Regions from separate parts of the Homo sapiens genome. Here region 1 is linked to region 2. Evidence: chromatin contacts called from ENCODE Hi-C data. All regions are on one chromosome and are shown on one strand. Each heading gives the region's core, a stretch centred on a gene start or an enhancer-like site at or near the end of the contact. The rest is flanking DNA. Distances are from core to core; before and after follow the strand shown. Region 1 overlaps LOC100130691 (Putative uncharacterized protein FLJ44553). Region 2 overlaps LINC01117 (long intergenic non-protein coding RNA 1117).

The links. Hi-C counts contacts between places; a loop is a spot of excess contacts on that map. Pooled maps may share reads with other maps.
Region 1: a loop to region 2 is called in a map of MCF 10A, with 3 times the contacts of the local background. The contact joins two enhancer-like sites. A Hi-C loop is called at or near these places in 2 of 168 maps with a recorded cell type or tissue (HCT116 and MCF 10A) and 4 of 50 pooled maps.

The regions. Positions count from the first base shown.
Region 1 is chr2:177,331,131-177,335,530 of GRCh38, forward strand. It overlaps LOC100130691 (Putative uncharacterized protein FLJ44553), which reads right to left. Exons shown (of 9, transcript NR_026966.1): 3 at 3,263-3,399; 4 at 1,012-1,121; 5 at 442-526. Among named protein-coding and RNA genes, the nearest start is that of MIR6512, 19 kb to the left of the region's middle. Within about 2 kb of position 1,366, at least 9 of the 41 ENCODE cell types and tissues checked have a DNase peak (open chromatin) inside an H3K27ac peak, as active enhancers do.
Region 2 is chr2:176,652,356-176,656,238 of GRCh38, forward strand. LINC01117 (long intergenic non-protein coding RNA 1117) reads left to right here. Exons shown (of 4, transcript NR_110599.1): 3 at 3,109-3,165; 4 at 3,343-3,603. Among named protein-coding and RNA genes, the nearest start is that of LINC01117, 17 kb to the left of the region's middle. Within about 2 kb of position 1,681, at least 3 of the 41 ENCODE cell types and tissues checked have a DNase peak (open chromatin) inside an H3K27ac peak, as active enhancers do.

The DNA of each region.
Region 1 (4,400 bases), core at 116-2,615, 680 kb after region 2:
AGGTTGCAGTGAGCCAAGATCACTCCATTGCACTCCAGCCTGGGTGACAGAGTGAGATTCCATCTCAAAAAAGAAAAAACAAAAAGGATAGAGACAGAATTTAAAAGTTCTCTGACACAACAAAAATTGATTTTTTTTCTTAAATATGAAAGATTCACTTAGTTTTTTGTTTTGGCCTCAGGTTGGTTTATTTATGCACTATATTTGTTTTTATTGCCATGGTGATCTTTTCTTCTTTCTTTTTTTTTTTCTCCCCTGCAGTTCAGTGGTGCCTTCTTGGCTCACTGCAACCTCTGCCTCTGGGGTTCAAGTGATTCTTATGCCTCAGCCTCCCGAGTAGCTAGGATGACAGGAGCACACCACCACGTCTCACTAATGTTTTGTATTTTTAGTAGAGACTGGGTTTCACCATGTTGGCTAGGCTGGTCTTGAACTCCTCACCTCAAATGATCCGCCCGCCTCGGCCTTCCAAAGTGCTGGGATTAAAGGGGTGAGCCACCGCACCCGGCCGTGTCTTTTGCTGTTGCTGTTTAAAAGACACAGGTCACCTTTTAGCTTCTGTCCAGTTCATTACACATGAACAATTTGGTTTTCTTTAGAACACTCTTGAGCCCTTGAAATGTCATACATTGTAGGGGCCAGTTTTCTTATGTTTTCCCTGTCAGCAGATTTTGTTAAAAACATCTTGCTGATAGACCCTATTTTATTAATGATGAGATTCAATGAACCCCTGCAGGGTAAGGTTTTTTTTTTTTTAAATCTCTTTTGATGGGGTTTGATGTAAACCTCAAAGGTCTTCTCTCTATGTCTGTTCTATTCCTTTTCTCTTGCATTATTAATTCACCCATAAATTGCAAACTTCTAATGAAGTATTACCTTCATGCTAACTTCCTAAGTTTCAGGGCAGCATCTGGTGACATAGGGATCATTTTACAGCAGTGTCACAGCATCAGTTGACAAGAGGGTCAGTAAATAGCATTGTTATGGATCTTAAATGAATCCAATACTTACAGCAAACCAGGTGGCGTGGAGTTTGGCTGTATCAGACGTGCAGGATAATGATGCAAATGACCATGCTTACACAACCCCTCTGCATGACTTAGGAACAATGCCTACATTATCTTTAAGATACAGAAAACACAAGTAACATGTAAGAGACACTGTTAGAGTCAGTTCCCCTGATCACTAATATCGGTGTGTCGTCAGTCATTTTTTGTATTCCCATGTAACTGATTAAATCTATTTGGGAAAAAGTGTCGGCCATCGTATCTTAGATTCTGTTTCTTAAAAAAAAAAAAAAAAAAAGGAAGAGTGAGTTGGGGGAGGGCTGTTGATGGCAGTTTGCTGCCGCTGAGTCTGGCCTGCTGTTTTTCTGGCATTTTTTCATCTGTGCTGCCATCTAGAGAGGAGAATTGGAAACACGCAAAAATAAAGTCCCAAGATGGAGTTCAGGGAAAGTGGATACTGTGTATTTATTTGTAGAAAACTGGAAGAAACATCATGAGATTTGGGACTATAAATTTATGTTTTTCTCTTCTCTCTCTCTGTCCCTCCAAGATCCAAAACAGGACTTGGATATCTGTTTCTCAGTTTTTGTGAGGACATTCCAGGCATTGCTGGGAAGCCATTTCCTGGATTCGAACTGACTCCTTACATACCTAAAATTCAATTGTATAAACTTTCTGGGACCTCTAAATTGTCAGAAAGTGGTCTCACTTTTCTACAGTTGAAACATTGCTGGAAATGCTCACATTCCCAGTTCTGTAGGATTTGGAAATAAAATGGCAGCTTTTTGTGTGTGAATTAACAAGAGAAAGAAGTCCTTTCAACACAGTGGAGCAGTTTCCTGAAGTCTGTGCCTTCCACAGAATCTACCAGATCTGCGGGATGTTTATAGGTGAAACGTTGGTCAAATGAATTTGGGGATTGCAAGGTAAAACAATGTTAAGCAGTTTTTATAGGCTTTAATTTACCAGTGTCCACTGCCAGCTTGCAAGAGAGGAAAATGCTGGGCAAGCTTTCCCAAACTTGTTTGACCTTGAAACCCTGGGCTTTTCATAGACCTGGTGTTGTGTGGCGCTTACATTCGGAGCTATTACAACAGGGAAAGGACATTAGCCTGCTGCATGCACACTACGCAGAAACACCAGTCCTCCCTGACCCCATCCTATTCCTTCTCTCTGTGTCTCAATATTTTTGAAGTTTTGTTTTGGTTTGAGTAGAGACTGGGGAATTTAACTACTTTTTTTCTCTAGCAGGATTGTAACAGGAGTAGGATCTGTTTGATACTTGCTACTCCCAGGTAAAACAAAGTAAGTTTACCTACAACATATGCCAAATTTTCTCTCTCAGCTTACATGTCAAACAGCACATAGTAAGATAGTCTTTTTACTCAGAACACATTTAGTGTGCTCTAATTCTGTGTAAGGTACCACTGGGAGGGGAGAACAGAGAGAAATAAAATATGATCCTTGACTTAGTCAAATCATTAAATAGATGGAGTGATAAGCTTATACACAGATTACTACAAGATCCCTTATACAGATAAATAATGGTCATACTAGATTTAGTCATCATAACTGAAATAATAGGGTTTAGTTTATGTGGAGCAAGGCCATGGAAACTATCCATGGAAAAAGAAACTAATAGCCTTACAGAAACTCTGTTATAGTGGCATCCATTGTTAGAGCATTTCACCTTATTTAAAAAAAAAAAGAAAAAGTCAATGGCAAAGAATATCTGTCTGTATTAATTCTGGAAAGTGACATTCTTGATGAAACTAAGTGAACAATATTAATAATGCTTCTCTTTAGATAATTTTTCTGCATTTTAGGAGATGGACCATATAATTCATAGTTTTGACTCAAAAAGTAATGTCTCTATTTAGGTATTAATAAGGATATGATCCCTTACAAGGGATACATATTATTTCCACTTCATGAAAACAACAGGGGCTCAGAGAATAAGCTTGTTTAATAGCTTGTAAAGGGCAGGCTTGGAATTCAAATCCAGTTCTGTCTGGCCCCAAATTGTTATTTTTGTTTCCCTTTTTGTGGGGCAGAGTAATTTTAGAAAATGTTTGCGTACTTTCTGATTTCTATAGCCTAAAAATATGATGCCAAAGAAAAATGAGGAAAACAGCTTTCCTGAGCTTTAGAGAATTACACATACACAAATAGGAGACTATAAGCTTTGTGAGAGCAGAAACCTCAAGGCCATATCTGTTCTCTTTGCCACACTAAGCACAGAGCTTAGCACATACCTGGCATATAGATCCTCATTAAAGATTTGCTCAATGAGGCACATATGAATGATAGTGTTTGAGATTAGGTGGTAGGCACTCATGAAAACTTTCAATATCTTCTTGTATTTTTTGCAAGATAGTCCACAGTTTTGAATCTGCAAAGGAGAAATAAGATTAAGGTTAATGCAGGCCATTTGAAAGTATGCCTTACCTCCTCATGAAATGGTCTGAATCTGATCAAGGGCAATTTTCACATTTGTGATTGTACTTTCCAGTTAAAACTCAATAATTAATTAATCATATTGTGAGTCAATTTGTGGATGATTGAGAACCTTCCCCTGCATAGTTGTTTGGTCATTCCCCAACAAATTCATTCCCTGAAAATGGCTAAAAAAATTAGGCTTGAAGTAAAACTAGATTTGAAGGCAACGACTAAATCTTCTTTATATCTGTATTCCTAGAACACATTCCTAGAATATATTGTGCTTTATAATAAGAGCACAATATATTTTGAACTAGGAAGGAAGAAAAAAGAAAGGGTAGCAAAAAGGAAGAAAAATGAGAGTTAGGAATCTTGGATTTAAGCCTTGGGTTGACAATGTGAATTTGGGCCAGTCATTTCTTCATTTTGTTTCTCAGTTTCCCTTTTTGGAAGCCAGAGGAGTTGACCTAGTTGACCACTAACACACCTCCAGATTCTAATTGCCTGTGGAAGAGAGACTGGGGTCATTCTTGGTATAAACATGCCCATGCTTCCTTTTTTCCACTAGGGGGCACTGTAGTACTAGCGCAGTGGCCTCCATCTTCCAATTTATTCAATTCTGTTGACAGTATTTTTCCTGTTTTAGTCCCCTGGAAAACATTCTTTACCTTTAACTTTCAAACTCAAATTTACACTACAAAGTATGAGATTTAATTTGGTAAGGAAAGCTGGATAAACATAGGAAGAATGTAGTTCAATGATTTATATTGCTTAAAAGAGAAATTAGAATCACAGAGCTATTTGCATAGTTAGGTTATAACACGTTAAGATTTTCTGTGGTCCAAAAGGGGGGCTTTGAAACTCTTTTAAAGGAAAACAAAGTGGAAAAAATTGTAATTACCAGAATAACAAAAACATAAACTTAATAAGTATGTCAAATCTATGTGAAGACAA
Region 2 (3,883 bases), core at 431-2,930:
AAAGCAAGGTTTATTATACCAGTGCCTGAAAAGCTTTACTTTTTATCTCTGTGTGTTAAATTTTCGTGTTTGCAACAGTATTTTAGCTCTGGAGCTATTTATCTGGTAGCATCTTTGAGAAAAAGGAAATGGACAGATGTCCATAAACAAAGGGCTCCACCTGGTGGTAAAGAGGAGGTATGAAATGTTGATGAAGAGAACTAATGCTGCAAAGGCAAACAGATGGAAGAGCAACGCGTGTGCGTGTGTGTATGTCTCCTAAAATGAATATGTTTGAAGGAAAGAGAATGACAAAATCCTCCAAATTTGGATTCCAGTGTGGATATAGGCTTACAGCTAACATTATTTGATTATTTCTTTCACATTCAGTCATTCCAATATGTTTACAAATTATTTTATTCAAAATACATACATCTGAACAGATATTAACAGATGACCCTAACAGATACTAGGTACAATTGATGACAAACTATCCATATCATCTGATCATCTTAGGTTTTAGTAGAATGCCATCTAGTAGACAGATTTAAACAAAGAAAGCATTTGTTCCGACTCGAGGGCATCCTTTAGGTGGCTTTGTGGCTCACCTAGTTAGGAAGACCTGAAAAGGATGTGGTGCAGAGCTCCGGGGAGGGAAGCAAGGGTTTCAAATCCATGACTAAGAAACAGAAAATTGTTCATTTTAAAATGTCATCTGTGGCTGAAGTGTTGAAGAATTTGAATCTGCGTATTGTGATTCTTCCACCTTTTCAAACTCTAAAATTAGGCCAGGAATTACATATATCAAATACTATGCAAAATGTAAAACAGGCATGCCGTTTATGGCTCTCTACGTAAGGTGGAAATTAAATCTTCAGCCTCCAATAAAATTGTATTTCTGTAATAAAACTGCTGCACCTTGACTCTAGACTACATTGAATCCCAAATTAAACACTCCATTTGCTGTACTGTAACAAGCAAAAGGGTTTGCTACACTGAACAATATTACAGATAGGAAAAACGTATTCTTTTTTGCTTTATCACCTATGTAGAGACCACGAAAACAGGCTAATTCCTCATCTCTTCTTTCTCAGAACACAACATGTTTTGATATGGGAAATTTTAAAATTCTATCTTTCATTGCTAAAATTTATATTTCTTCCTAATTCTATAAATCAGCATAGATGACTAGGCCTAAAAAAAGTCAACCAAGTAGGATATTTACTACAAAATGTCTACTGCATTTCATGGATAACTCAGGCTTATAAGCAGAAACAGCTGGTGTGCTAAAGGCTAGGTACATTTCTTTATGCATTATGTATAATTCCCCATAATGTACATGCAACATTCACTCCACATCCATATCTGAAGTGCACACATACTGCTACATGATCTATGAAAGTTTTAAACTTAGGATCTGTTAATACATATGTATTTATCTCACCCAGTGTTGATTTAGAAGAAATTAGACTGGATGTTCTTTTAAGCAGTCTAATTCTATAGTTTTTTTTTCCCTCACCACGCCATGGCCCAGCCAGCGCTGACTTCTGGCATTTGTAAAGTGTCTGTAATAGAAATGAAAGCCTACCCAGGGTGAGGAATAGAAAGCAATGAATACTAATGTTGCTTCTTCTTACCAACTAAAGTGCAGGCGAACAAGACAGGAAGCTGTCTGTGCCTCTCTGTCTCGGCCGTCCTCCCTTGGCTCTGCCAAGCCACCCTCTAGTGGACTGAGGGGGGAATTTCCTTTCCTGGCTGCCTCACTCGGCTATTCATTTGATAAATGAGCTCCCCTCCCCCTCTCTCAGGAGATGGTAGATATTATTAACCTTCAAGCACGATACAGCGAGATGAATGTTAATCATGAAGGGATTTCTCATCAAGTTTAATGGTGTAAGACATAGAGAAGTTGTGTTAGCAGTTTCAATCCTGCTAAAAATGCTAATTGTTATGTTTCATATGATAGGTGAGGATAATAGGAAAATGGCAACAGCTTCAGCGTTTCCATTTGGAAGTTGTTGCCCATAATTTTGAGGCAAATATAGAGGAAAAGATTACGGTCCTTAGTATGAATGACTTGTGAAGAGGCTAATTTAGGGCTGCTTCTTTGGAGACATTGGAGATTTGAGGCTTGACATCTACTGAGCTCAAGAAAAGAGAATTTTCTGCTGGGAAGAACTAAAGCCAAAAGAAGAAATTTTGGACCTAGAAAGAACATGAGTCTATGGTAAGGGATACAAGGTTATAGTGTTGAGTACTGATCTTTTGAGCACTTTCTGTCTTCTACATTTTTCTCTGTGTTTCACTGGCACTTTTGCCAACATGTAGAGGTAATCTTTTTTTTAAAGCAGTTATTTCATCCTGACCTAGGAATCATAGTAAGTGCACTTAGGAGTCCTAGATGAACCCCAAGAGAAATGCCATTTTTGTTTTTCTCAACATGTCCCTTTCCTTGCCCCATGAGTTGTTACCCATGCTCTGGCATAAGGACACCCTACTGTCCCCAGCTTCAATGACCCCAGTCTTGCAGAGTTGGCTTCTCATGTAGCTCTGTTGTTTGTCCTGGTCCCTAACTGTTTGAGCTGGGGTTCTTTCGGGGCACATACACACACAAGTGGGGATCCTGGAATGTTATATGAGCAATGTCTTCAGTGTATACTTTTACTTGACTTTGATTACCCTAAATTCTATTGCTCAACCCTAAACTTCTATAGTAGCTCATGGTGTTACCTGTGAATGAACTGGAAAGCATTTTGCTGCAAGGAAGCTTATCAGTTGAATGTGGGCCTTGAAAAATTTCCTTGTAATTTCATAGTTTATGTGTTCAGTTTGACTTTAGAAAGCATCTAAATGATAAATGCAAATTCAAAAATAATCCATTAAGGATATGAGCCTATGTGGATATGGACCTTTTTAACTGTATTGTCCCAGTTTTCATATGTAGCTTTTGTCATCATTTTTTTACAGACTCCTATAAAATGGAGTCAACATAGAGAAAATATGTGATTCTCCAGGTGCTAACATGAGATGGGATATCAATGACTAACATTATTTTCCCATCAATAATGATAATTATACTAATTAGTCCAGGCATCACACCTGTGTAAAATCCCTATCCCTATTTTACAGATGAAGTCACTGAGACACCAAAGGTTAATTGCTTGCCCAAAGCCATGTAGCAACTTGGTGAGTACCAGTATTTAAAATCTTACACTCTTGCTTCCTTAACAATGGAACAAAGTTATTGCTTGTATCACAGGAGATTGGTGTCAATGAACAATGGAGCAAAGGGGTCACATATTGCTTGTTTTAAAATTGTAGACTCTTTCTCATATTAATGGAGTCCTTTACTGTGTTTTCCAGGTTGAAGTTACTTTAGTGTCGAAAGCTCCACATATGTGCTTTTCGCAAAATCAATAGTCACCCCATGCAAACGAAGAGATGGTAATTAGAGATGGGACAGACCCCAACATATCCTTCATTTGAAGATAGAATAAATTCAGCAAGATACCTAATTATTATCATCATCTTTCACAAAAACATATGTGATTTTTCCCCCCTACCCAAATGTTTTAGTGAAAACTGCAACTGTGCATTAAAAGGCAGTTTTGCATGCATATATTCAGAGAACAATATGGAGAATCTATCCCTTGGGATAAAAAAAAAAACACCCAGCAACAACAAACTTGAAAACAGATGGTTCTGATACAGTCTGATAAGAATGTAAACAAGAAAATCTTTGTTGACTTATTTCATAGTAATCAGTAATAATTAGTTATTGTCTAGAGGTGAGTTACAAATTTCACAAGCATGGCCACGAACAGCCTCTGAAAAGTGAAGCTAAATTTGTGACATCAGTGAGGAATTACTGACCCCTGCTGAACCCTCCTTATTAACATTTTTC